Linked DNA regions of Homo sapiens: region 1 is linked to region 2. The links are chromatin contacts, found by Hi-C or POLR2A ChIA-PET in ENCODE. All regions are on one chromosome and are shown on one strand. Each heading gives the region's core, a stretch centred on a gene start or an enhancer-like site at or near the end of the contact. The rest is flanking DNA. Distances are from core to core; before and after follow the strand shown.

Evidence for each region. Hi-C counts contacts between places; a loop is a spot of excess contacts on that map. ChIA-PET counts read pairs that join two places held with the same protein, here RNA polymerase II (POLR2A). Pooled maps may share reads with other maps.
Region 1: a map of CD8-positive, alpha-beta T cell shows a loop between it and region 2 (1.9-fold over the local background). The contact joins two enhancer-like sites. A Hi-C loop is called at or near these places in 4 of 168 maps with a recorded cell type or tissue (CD14-positive monocyte, CD8-positive, alpha-beta T cell and chondrocyte) and 9 of 50 pooled maps. POLR2A ChIA-PET finds 5 or more read pairs at or near these places in 2 of 52 experiments (MCF 10A and activated naive CD8-positive, alpha-beta T cell).

The regions. Positions count from the first base shown.
Region 1 is chr10:124,350,042-124,356,265 of GRCh38, forward strand. No RefSeq gene overlaps it. Among named protein-coding and RNA genes, the nearest start is that of OAT, 66 kb to the right of the region's middle. Within about 2 kb of position 4,975, at least 12 of the 41 ENCODE cell types and tissues checked have a DNase peak (open chromatin) inside an H3K27ac peak, as active enhancers do.
Region 2 is chr10:124,153,872-124,159,432 of GRCh38, forward strand. No RefSeq gene overlaps it. Among named protein-coding and RNA genes, the nearest start is that of CHST15, 63 kb to the left of the region's middle. Within about 2 kb of position 2,825, at least 14 of the 41 ENCODE cell types and tissues checked have a DNase peak (open chromatin) inside an H3K27ac peak, as active enhancers do.

The DNA of each region.
Region 1 (6,224 bases), core at 3,725-6,224, 200 kb after region 2:
TTCCTGATGCCTCAGGAATCCTGCCTGCCTCGGGACAGTGCAGGGCTGGAGGGAGACGGAGAGCTCCCCACTGCAGCTTCGAGCCAAGGAGGTGACAATGATTTTTTTTTTTTGAGACACAGTCTCACTTGTCGCCCAGGCTGGAGTGCAGTGATGTGATCTTGGCTCACCGAAATCTCCACCTCCCAGGTTCAAGCAATTCTCCTGCATCAGCCTCCCAAGTAGCTGGGATTAGAGGCACGTGCCACCACACCTGGCTAATTTTTGTAGTAGAGACGGGGTTTTGCCATGTTAGCCGGGCTGGTCTCAAACTCCTGACCTCAAGTGATCCACCCACTTTGGCCTCCCAAAGTGCTGGGATTACAGGCGTGAGCCACTGCACCCAGCCAGAGGTGAGGATCTTTGTGCCTCTCCAGCCTGGGCAGAAACGCAAAGGTTCTGGGTCACTGCAGAGCCCTAGAGATGAAATTAGAGATCACTAGTGGGTCCTAAGGACCTCTGGACAGGGGTCAAAATAGGCTGGGTTCCACATCACACACCGGGGCCTGTTGGGGGGTGGGGGGCAAGGGGAGGAAGAGCATTAGGACAAATACCTAATGCATGCGGGGCTTAAAACCTAGATGATGGGTTCATAGGTGCAGCAGACCACCATGGCACATGTATACCTATGTAACAAACCTGCACATTCTGCACATGTATTCCAGAACTTAAAGTAAAATTTTTTTTAAAGTAGCCTGGGCTCTAGTTTGTAAAATGCCCCCACGCCCCGCCCTGACTTCTGGAAATTGTTCTTCCTAGGCCCCCAGGGCTCTGCTCCCTCCCATGTCTCCTCCTCCAGCTCCCTTCTCCATCCCTACCCTCCCCGGCAGGTTCCCTGGTCCAGTCCATTCAATGTTGGGATTCCTCGAGGTCCGTCCCAAACCCTCTTCTGAGCCTGCCCTCTCCCTGGGCCATCTCAGTCACCCCTTCTTATACACAGATTTGTTTTCAATAGAAGTTACAATGAGTGCGCCTGCCTCTCCCGCCTCTCATCTACCTCCTCCGCTTCTTCTGCCTCAGCCACCCCAAGACAACAAGACCAACCCCTCTTCTTCCTCCTCCTCAGCCAACTCAAGGCAAAGACAATGAGGATGAAGACCTTTACGATGATCCACTTCCACTTAATAAATAGTAGATGTATTTTCTCTTTCTTATGATTTTCTTAATTTTCTTTTCTCTACTTTATTGTAAGAATAAAGTAATACATATAACATACAAAATATGTGTTCATTGAGTGCTTATGTTATCAGTAAGGCTACTGGTCAACAGTAGGCTATTAGTAGTTAAGCTTGGGGGAACTTAAAAGTTATACATGGATTTGTTAACCCCTGTGTTGTTTATCGGTCAACTGTACAGTCATGTTTGTTACCCCAGTGAATCCTTACAACCTCCCTGCCAGATACGGGCATCCATTTCACACATGAGCAAATGGAGACTCAGCAAAGGGAAGAGATTTGCTTCATGCAAAGTAATCAGTGCACTGTTGGACACCCACCTGCTCACATTTTCTGGACAGCCAGATTCATTTCCTTCTTGTGGCTGGAGGTGCCCTTTGGCAGGCCCTGCCCAGGCAAACTGCCAGGCCAGACAGTGGGTTCTCGGTGCCCTCTGGCAGGCCCTGCGCAGGCAAACTGCCAGGCCAGAGAGTGGGTTCTCGGTGCCCTCTGGCAGGCCCTGCCCAGGCAAACTGCCAGGCCAGACAGTGGGTTCTCGGTGCCCTCCTCTGGAAGTGCCCCTCTCTTGCCTCATGCCTCTCTAACCAAGAAGTATCCAGGGAACATGGGGACCCAGCTGGAAGAGACCCCTGTTTATCTTCAGGACCCAGGATGGACTGCAGCAGGGAGCTGCAGTGATCACATACACATGCTCACACAGATACATGCATGCACACACACCCCAAGGCGGGGCACCAACATGCCAATGAGGCAGCACCAGCTCTGCCATCTTCATGCTGTGTGACCTTGAGCGAGTTACCCAACCTCTCTGAGCCTCAGTTTCTGCAATATAAAAATGGAGACAAAGGCCAGGCACTGTGGTTCACGCCTGTAATCCTAGCACTTTGGGAGGCCGAGGCAGGTGGATCACCTGAGATCAGGGGTTCGAGACCAGCCTGGCCAACATGGTGAAACCTCATCTCTACTAAAAACACAAAAATTAGCTGGGCATGGTGGCAGGTGCCTATAATCCTAGCCACTTGGGAGGCTGAGGCAGGAGAATCGCTTGAACCCAAATGGCAGAGGTTGCAGTGAGCTGAGATCATGCCACTGCACTCCAGGCTAGGCAAAAGAAGGAAACTCCATCTAAAAAAAAAAAAAAAAAAAAAGGAGACAAAAATACCAACTTCTTGGAGTTTTATGAAGATTAAATGAGAATTCATAAGAAAGAATTTTGCAGTTAAAGGCCATGTAATAAGAGACTTATCATCATCGTGTTAATTATTTCAGTCTTCTTAATATTATCATTATCATTGAGAGCCCAGGGTGTCCTCTCCAACTAAATCAGAAAGACCAAGACATTATTAAAATGCAATTGAAGGGCCGGGCATGGTGGCTCATGCCTGTAATCCCAGCACTTTGCGAGGCCGAGGCAGGAGAATCATGAGGTCAGGAGTTCAAGACCAGTGTGGCAAACGTGGTGAAACATCGTCTCTACTAAAAATACAAAAAAATTAGCTGGGCGTGGTGGCAGGCACCTGTAATCCCAGGTACTCAGGAGGCTGAGGCAGGAGAATCGCTTGAACCTGGGAGGCGGAGGTTGCAGTGAGCCAAGATCGAGTCACTGCACTCCAGCCCCAGCAACAGTGCGAGGCTCCATCTCAAAAAAAAAAAAGAAAAAGAAAAAATGCAATTGAACAGCCAAGATAATCCTTGGGTAAGGATTAAGGATAGCACAAGAGGGTGGAGAAATGTCCCTGGACCTGATAAAAGACCATAGTCACCGGTCCTGTTGGCCCAACGCCTGGGGTGCCTGTTCTGGGCAAGGACCTGACTCCTCAAGGCCTCCCCCCAAACCCCCAGCTACATGGGGAGGTTCCTGGGAACATCCAGCCCTGCAGACCTCCTTCTCCTCTCACAAGGCTGCCTCGTGGGCCAGAAGCCCATCTCCAGGGCAGTCTCAGTCCAGGGAAGGTGTCCTCAGAGTGTTCCCCCGACCCCAGCTCCCTCCCGCCGGCCCCTTCCTGTCCTCCTTTCCTCTGGCTCCTCCTTGGGTCAGGCAGCTTCTGGAGATCCCGCCCTCAAGAGTCCAGGCATGGCCACCTGCCCCTCAGTCCCCGTGGGAGATCCTCCGAGCCTGAGCCCCATGGGTGCAGAGAGTACTGGCCAAGGTGGGTAAGAGCCTCTCCCAGGGCAGCCCATGACAGGCTCCTCATCCTGCACAGGTCCCCTTGGATCACACGCGTGGGTTTAGGGGTGCAGGAATGAGGTCTTCCCAACATTCCAGACCACGGGGGATAGTTCCTCCCGGCTCCAAACCATATGCCCACCCTGAAGCTCCATGCTGCAGCCAGAGACCCTGAGGCACAGGCTGGGGGAGCAGAGGAAGCCACGACCCACCCTGGGTGAAACTTGGCATCACCAGTGTCCCTGCAGCAGGAGTCCCCCCCACCCCACCACAGGACAGCTGTGGTCTCAAGCCCCTGAAGGCTCCATGGCCCCGAGATCCAGGCCAACACTGCCCCACTCAGCTCTCACGCATTGCCACCAACACTCCCAGCCCCACGAAGGAAAAGAAAATCCCCCACTCAGCTCTCATGCATTGCCACCAACACTCCCAGCCCCGCGAAGGAGAAGAAAATCATTTTTCCTCTGAGCACAGCTGAGACAGGCAAATTCTCAAAGAAGCGCTGAGGATGGTGAAAGGAAATCTAATCTTGCCACTTACTGAGAGCTCAGGCCGCCGTCCCGTGAGTGGCCTCCCATCTCCCTCCTGGGTCCCTTGTCTTTGTCCCAGCTTCTTCCTTAGCTGTGCTCACTAAGTGCGCAAGGATTTGAACCAGCCCTGTGCCCATCAGGGGAATTCCCAGGCAATGCAGGTTGCCAAGGACATCTATAGGCCCAGAGCACCGCGAAATACAGGCCTGGGGGAGGCACTCAACCTGTGAGCTGAGCAGATTTGCTGGCGGCGAAAGCTCCCAGCAACCTCACCCCTCTGGTGGGATGCCCCAGGCTTCTGCTTCCCGAGACCCCCCGGGGGAGAGGGGTCAGCTGCCCCTAATAGTGAGCCTTCCCGGGCTCACCTCTCCACGACAGGTGCTTCCAGGATCACCTCCCAAATACATCCCCCTCCCTCCAATGCCGGTCTCAGGGTCTGCTTTAGGAGTGAGGAAACCAAACCAAGATAGAGGACAAAGACTGAGAGTTTGGCAAAGGAAGGACTCAAAGAAGTGGTCCATGATAGAGGAGACAGGATGGAGGCACTTCTGTGTCGTTTGAGTCTCACTATGGTCCTTTAGCGTAGGTGATATTATTCCCATGTCTCAGCTGCAGCCATTGAGGCTCAGACACGCCCCAGATTCCCCACTGAGGACAGGTGAAGCTGGGATTCAAACCCAGGCCACTGACCGGAGCCCAGGTCCCAGATGCTTCCAGGCAGAGCTGGGGGAAATGGCATGTTCTCTGGAACTGGGACATTTTCAACCATTCCATGAAGTTAATACGATGACAGAAAACTGGCTCATTGAGTCCCTGGGACTGAGGAGAAGGCAGTCAGAGGGAGGACCACGTTTTATGCTCCCGATCGCCCCATCCCCTCCCCCCGCAGGCCTCGTGCTTCCCACCACCCGCTCATTCATTCCGCACGTTGAACAGCCTCATCTCCCTCTTTTCCCTTATCTCAAAAAGCCCAGAGCTCAGCTTTCTCTTCAAAAGCTCCGCTAATGAGAAGCACATTTGATTTCCTCGGGGGAGGCAGCTGTGGGATGAGAGCCGGAAGTGTAAACTCTGCTGGTGGCTGAATCATCGCGGTGCTTCTTAACTTTTTATGGCGATGTTTTCTAATTTTCTAAAAACACATAGAAGAATGAGGCTCATCGCTCTCGTTATCGGCATTGACTGGAGTGGAGTTCAAAAGGCTACAGATGGTGTTGAAATATTCTCCACAGGCTGGGGAGGCCGGCGTTCAGAACCCAGGGCCCCGCCCTCCTCGGGCCAGGCACGGGGAAGGCAGGACCCAGGGGAGCAGCCAGCACTGCGCATGCTGGGAGTGTTCAATAAATACAGGCTGAATGAATGAATGAACTGATGCAACCAAAACTTTCTTTTTCTCCAAGGAAATTAAAATGATTGGCCTATGACGACCCATTAATAAGATGGAATATGATACAGTCAAAAACTTAATGACTGGGAGAATATGTAATGACAGTGATAAAGTATTCCCCTTTTATTTTTAAAGTGAAAAGCAAATTGAAAAAAATAGAATTAGATCCGAGCTTTATTTTCAACACATGTACATAAATAAGCCAGGCACAGAAAGACAAATGTCATGCATTCTCACTTATTTGTGGGATCTAAAAATCAAAACAATTGAATTCATGGACATAGAAAGTAGAAGGATGGTTTCCGGAGGCTGGGAAGGATAGTTAGGGGTGGGGGCAGGGAGAGGGGGGATGCTTAATTAGTACAAAAAAAATAGAAAGAATGAGGCAGGGCGTGGTGGCTCAAGTCTGTAATCCCAGCACTTTGGGAGGCCAAAGTGGGCGGATCGCCTGAGGTCAGGAGTTCGAGACCAGCCTGGCCAACGTGGTGAAACCCCGTCTCTACTAAAAATACAAAAATTATCCGGGCGTGGTGGTGGGCGCCTGTAACTCCAGGTACTCGGGAGGCTGAGGCATGAGAATCACTTGAACCCGGGAGGTGGAGGTTGCAGTGAGCCGAGATTGCGCCACTGCACTCCAGCCTGGGCAATAGAGCGAGACTCCATCTCAAATTAAAAAAAAAAAAAAAAGAAAGAATAAGACCTACTATTTGATAGCACAACAGAGTGACTATAGTCAATAACTTAATTGAACATTTTAAAATAACTGAAAGTGTAATTTGATTGTTTATAACACAAAGGATAAATGCTTGAAGAGATGGATCCCCATTCTCCATAATGTGATCATTATGCATAAAATGCCTGTATCAAAACATCTCATGCACCCTGTAAATATATACACCTACTATGTACCCACGAAAGTAAAAATAAAA
Region 2 (5,561 bases), core at 1,575-4,074:
CACATGCACTTACACACAGGTACACTCACCCTCACGCACATGTATACATACTTACACACAAGCACACTCACACACTTATACACACAGCCACACTCACACCCCTCTACATACACACAGGCATACTCGCCCTTACACACACTTATACATACACACAGGCCCACTCTCTCACACACACTCATGTATACACACAGGCACACCCTCACAGACATACTCATAGGCCCACTCACACACACTCATATATACGCACAGGCACTCACACCCACTCTTACACTCATACAGGCACACACACACACCTCTACACACAGGCACACTCACCCTCACTCACACACACTTATACATACGCATAGGTCCACTCACACACACACACACACATAAGCACAGGCACACACACATACAGACACACACAGACACGCTCACACCCACAAACACCTCTACATACACACAGGCACACTCACACCCTCATTCACACATAAATACACATATGCGGACAGCACTTATACATCCTTACACACAGGCACACTCACACATACACCCTTACACACAGGCACACTCACACTTACATGTAGGCTCACCTACACATATATACTCACAGGCATAACCCCCACACACACATGCAGCCACCCCTCCCCCCACACACACATGCACACTCACCCCCACACTCACACATGCATGCACATTCACCCCCCCACACACGCATGCCCACACTCACACACATGCATGCACACTCACCCTCATGCTCACACACACTCGCACACTCACCCTCATGCTCACACACCCTCGCACACTCACCCCACTCACACACTCGCACACTCACCCCACTCACACATGCACACTCACCCCACTCACACACATGCACACTCACCCCACACACATGCACACTCACCCCCCACACTCACATGCACATTCACCCCATGCTCACATGCATGCACACTCACCCCCACGCTCACACACAAAAACACCTCCACACTCACAAACATGCATGCACACTCACCCACACACATGCACACTCACCCACATGCTCACATACATGCACTCACCCCCACACTCACATACACACTCACCCCCCACTCACCCCATGCTCACATACATTCACACTTACCCCCATGCTCACACATGCATGCACACTCACCCCCACATTCACACATGCATGCACACTCACCCCCACACTCACTCACCTCCATGCTCACACACATGTACACTCACCCCCACACATGCATGCACACTCACCTTCACACACACGCATGCACACCCCTGCACTCACACACACCCATGCTCACACATGCACACTCATCCCCATGCTCACACACATGCATGCACTCACCCCACACATGCATGCACTTACCCCCATGCTCACACACGCATGCACACTCACCCCCATGCTCACACACATGCACACTCACCCCCACACTCACATACATGCTCACCCCCATGCTCACATATGCACACTTACCCCCACACTCACAATGCATGCACACTCACCCCCACTCACAATGCCTGCACTCACCCCCACACACATGCATGTACACTCACCCCCACTTTCACACACATGCATGCACACTCACCCCCACACTCACACACATGAATGCACACTCACCCCCACGCTCACACACATGCACGCTCACCCCCACACTCACACACATGCATGCACACTTGTACACTCACCCCACTCACACACATGCATATACACTCACCTCTTGCTCACACACACATGCATGCACACACACACCCCCATGCGTACACACACATGCACTCACCCCCACGCTCACATACATATGCATGCATACCCCCCATGCTCTCACACACACATGCACACTCACTTCCACGGTCACACACACGCATGATCATATGCATCCACACATCCACATATGATGTCCTCATGCACAGTGGCAAGGAGTCTTTCTCCCAGAGCAACCCTTGTTGGGGGCCTGCACCAACACCACTGTTACAGCCTGGAATGGTGTCCAGAGACCCCCACCAGGGCCCATCCCCCGAGCAGCCAGGCCACTGCCCGGAAGGCCAGCCGCAGGTCAGCCCTGTGGAATGCAGAGCTCTCAGACCTACGCGGTCACTTGGCCATGACCAGTGTCTGGCTCTTTGCCTCTCTTTGTTCTCTTCTTAGGTTTTAACTTTCCAGAGTGATCCTAAAGGGCCAGTTACTCTGCTTTTAGGGGGCCTGGGTGGTCAGGAGGCAGATCAGAAGAGGAAGGCAAGCGTGCAGGTGCCCCGCTGGCCCTGCGAGGGCACAGCTCTGGTGCTGCCCTCATGCCTGGGGTGGGTGGGCACCTCAGGAAGCCCGGGAATCCAGCGGCCAGGCCTGGCATCCTCACCCCCAGCCCTGTCACCTTTGCCCCAGTTTTCTCGCCTCCAACTTGGACGTTTTAGAGCAGCTGAGTTTCATCTCAGGGAAGCCCTGCTCCCTTGGCACAAGCCTCGTTTGTTTCCTGCGGGATTTTTGATATGGGTTAGAAACCAAACTTCCTACTCAGCAGTGTGAAAGCCTTGATGGCCGGAGTAGACGTCTGGTCAACAATTTTATTTCCGTATGAGAAGAAAAAGCTGGAGCCAGGATTTAAATCCCTCGGTCCCTGGGTATCAGCTCTGTGGGACCAATTCACAGACTCCCGGAGGGTTTAGCCGATCCAAGCTGCAGGGGGTTCGGCTGGAGCCCCCTTTATTAAAAAGTGCAGCCCCTGGTGATGTGCACCCACATTCCTTCGAGAGTCAGTTACGCATCTTACAGCAGAGGAAATGAGGGACAACATGGCAGCCCCAGTGGCACCGGCTGCAGAAGCCCAGGGAGGCTCACAGCCAGCCTGTCTGCTGGCCCCGCCTCCTCCCAGGCACCGGCTGGGTTCCATCCAGGCAGGAGCGGTGGCCTTTTGGCTCAGGGTTTCCTGCCTCGGACGGCTGCATCCTTGGACCCTGATGGCCAAAGCACACATTCCCCTCAGCCCTGTGTGACCAGCCACACTCTTCCTGGGGTCCAGCTGCAGCTGAGAGCCCAGGTGTGGGACCTACCCAGTGGTATCCTAATTAGCTCAGGTGTGACCCATAAGAGGGACAGTGATAACCGGGCACACAGAATGGGGAAGGACCCAGATCTCCTCGTCATTGTAAGAGTGGGCATCTGCTGAGCGCCCCCATGTGACAAGACTGTACCAAGCATTTGGGGTGCATTTAGGCCTCCCCACCGGCTCATGAGACAGGTCCTCTCCCCTGACACCCCAGCCACTGCCACGGCAACAGTCTGGTGCTCCTGACTCAGAAGTGCTAATAAAGAGCTTCCTAGTGTCGATGGCAGCTCAGCCCAGGTACAGTCCACCCAGGATACTCCTCCAGGGCCTACAGTGTCCAATTCTCCAACCCAGGAGACCCAGGCGGCGGGAAGAAGGGGCTGGACAACCACATCATCTCCAGCTCTGCATTTGAGATGCATTTTCCTCAAATGCTGCTGCAAGCTACATTCTTCTCTCGACCCAAGAGAAATTATAGACCTTCCTGACATTCCACAGTTGTGAACACTATTTTTAAAATAGAGCCAGCCTCCCGGTTATGGCTCAAATATGACATGCAGCAGGGGCGCTCTGCACTGCTTTACATGCAAGCTGTGAGAAAGGACAGCCCCAAGTGTCATCCTTCCCAGAGTGAAGAAAGAGCCTCCATGGAGGCCACCCTCAGTCACTAGGGGCCGAAGCATGTCTGCAGTTGAGGGGGTCAAGGAACATGCCCCAGATCTCACAGGCTGGGGCTGTCTGGTGTTCCAACTGGATCAGCAGCCCTGAGCTCCAGCCTGTGGGGCAGGGCCACCTGCACGGTCCAGATGGACAGGGTCAGGGATCCTGTGGTTAAAATCCTTCTCCTTAATAACACCCAAGGGAGTTATTTCACCAGACCCTTATAGAGCCTGCAAAAGAATTAGTTACAAATAGCAACATCATCAATGACAGTAGTAAGGAAGAGAAGCATTTGTTAGTATGTGATAGAGGCAAGGTAGAGCTATAGACCCATGTAATGTGCATTATTTAGTTTGGTGCTCACAACAACTAGCAGGCATGCTATAATCCCCATTTTCAGGTAAGACTATGAGGATGAGACAGGTGGGATGGGTGAGGTGACTGTTCACAGCACAGGTTGGAGTAGTGTATTAGTCCATTTTCACGCTGCTGATAAAGACATACCTGAGACTGGGCAATTTACAAAAGAAAGAGGTTTAATGGACTTACAGTTCCACATGGCTGGGGAGGCCTCACAATCATGGCAGAAGGCAAGGAGGAGCAAGTCACATCTTACATGGATGGCAGCAGGCAAAAAGAGAGTTTGTGCAGGAAAACTCCTGTTTTTAAAACCATCAGATCTCATTTGCTATCATGAGAACAGCACAGGAAAGACCCACCCCATAATTCAATCACCTCTCTCTGGGTTCCTCCCATGACACGTGGGAATTGCGGGAGTTCCAATTCAAGATGAGATTTGGGTGGGGACGAAGCCAAACCATATCAAGTAGGAGGTGGAGCTGGCAAGCCTGAATCACTGCAAAGCCACCTGGTGACCACCCAGGTAGACTTGGAGCATGACGCCATGTTCCTCCTCACCCACCCCAGTGCATATGAACATGCAGTGAGCTTCTGATGTGGGCACCCAGCCCTGTGCTGCACTCTTCTGTGCCCCATGCTTCCTGCATCAAAGTCATAATTGCCTGGCATTAGGGTTTTTACAAGAATTTCGAAGAATTCTCAGTGTCTGCACTTAGACAAGGTTCGAACTTTCTCTGGGGCCTCCATTCTCGGTTTCTGTAGATCTGGTTCTCTTGGTTCTGTTCTGGCTACTGCACAGAAGTGTGTACAGCTGCGTGGTAGGAGGGGCCATCCCTATGGCTGCGTGGTAGGAGGGGCCAGCCCTATGGCTGCGTGGTAGGAGGGGCCAGCCCTATGGCTGCGTGGTAGGAGGGGCCAGCCCCATTGCTTATTCTGGGAGGTGTTGCTCTCAGGTTCCCTTCATTTCTTCTGGGGTGACAATTTGGTTGCCCCACCTGGCTTTCTGACAGGACGTGAATAACATCCTTAGAAAGTCACCCTTTGCACAGACTCCATTGCTTTCTGAGACATCACACAGATCCTGCCCCTGGTAGCTGGGTTTAACCACAGTCCTCTCTTTCCATGAGGCTTGTAGGTCTACATGGGAGAAAGGAACCACCTTAGCTTTCCAGGATCTTGCCTTCTATTTGGGGAACAGCCCTACAACCCTTTAACCTTCTAGAAGCCACCCCTGGGCACCTGGTGAAAGACATTTTCAGTAAACCTGATGACATTTAAGCCAGCAGGTTCTTGGCAAGCTAAGACACCCCTCCTGGAAGAAGAATGCTGACAGTGTCTCAGTCTCTCAGGCAGGGAAGCCCCGTTGGGGACACTTTATGGAAATGAAGCCCACCTTTAAATGAGGCTAGGAGGTAACTCAATAGCCCTGAAATGCTCTTTTCTCCAGGAGAAAATGCAATTAGGCAGATTTTGATTACATATGAAATTCTAAAATGGTCCTGCAGCTTTTTTCCCTCTTCCTTTAAT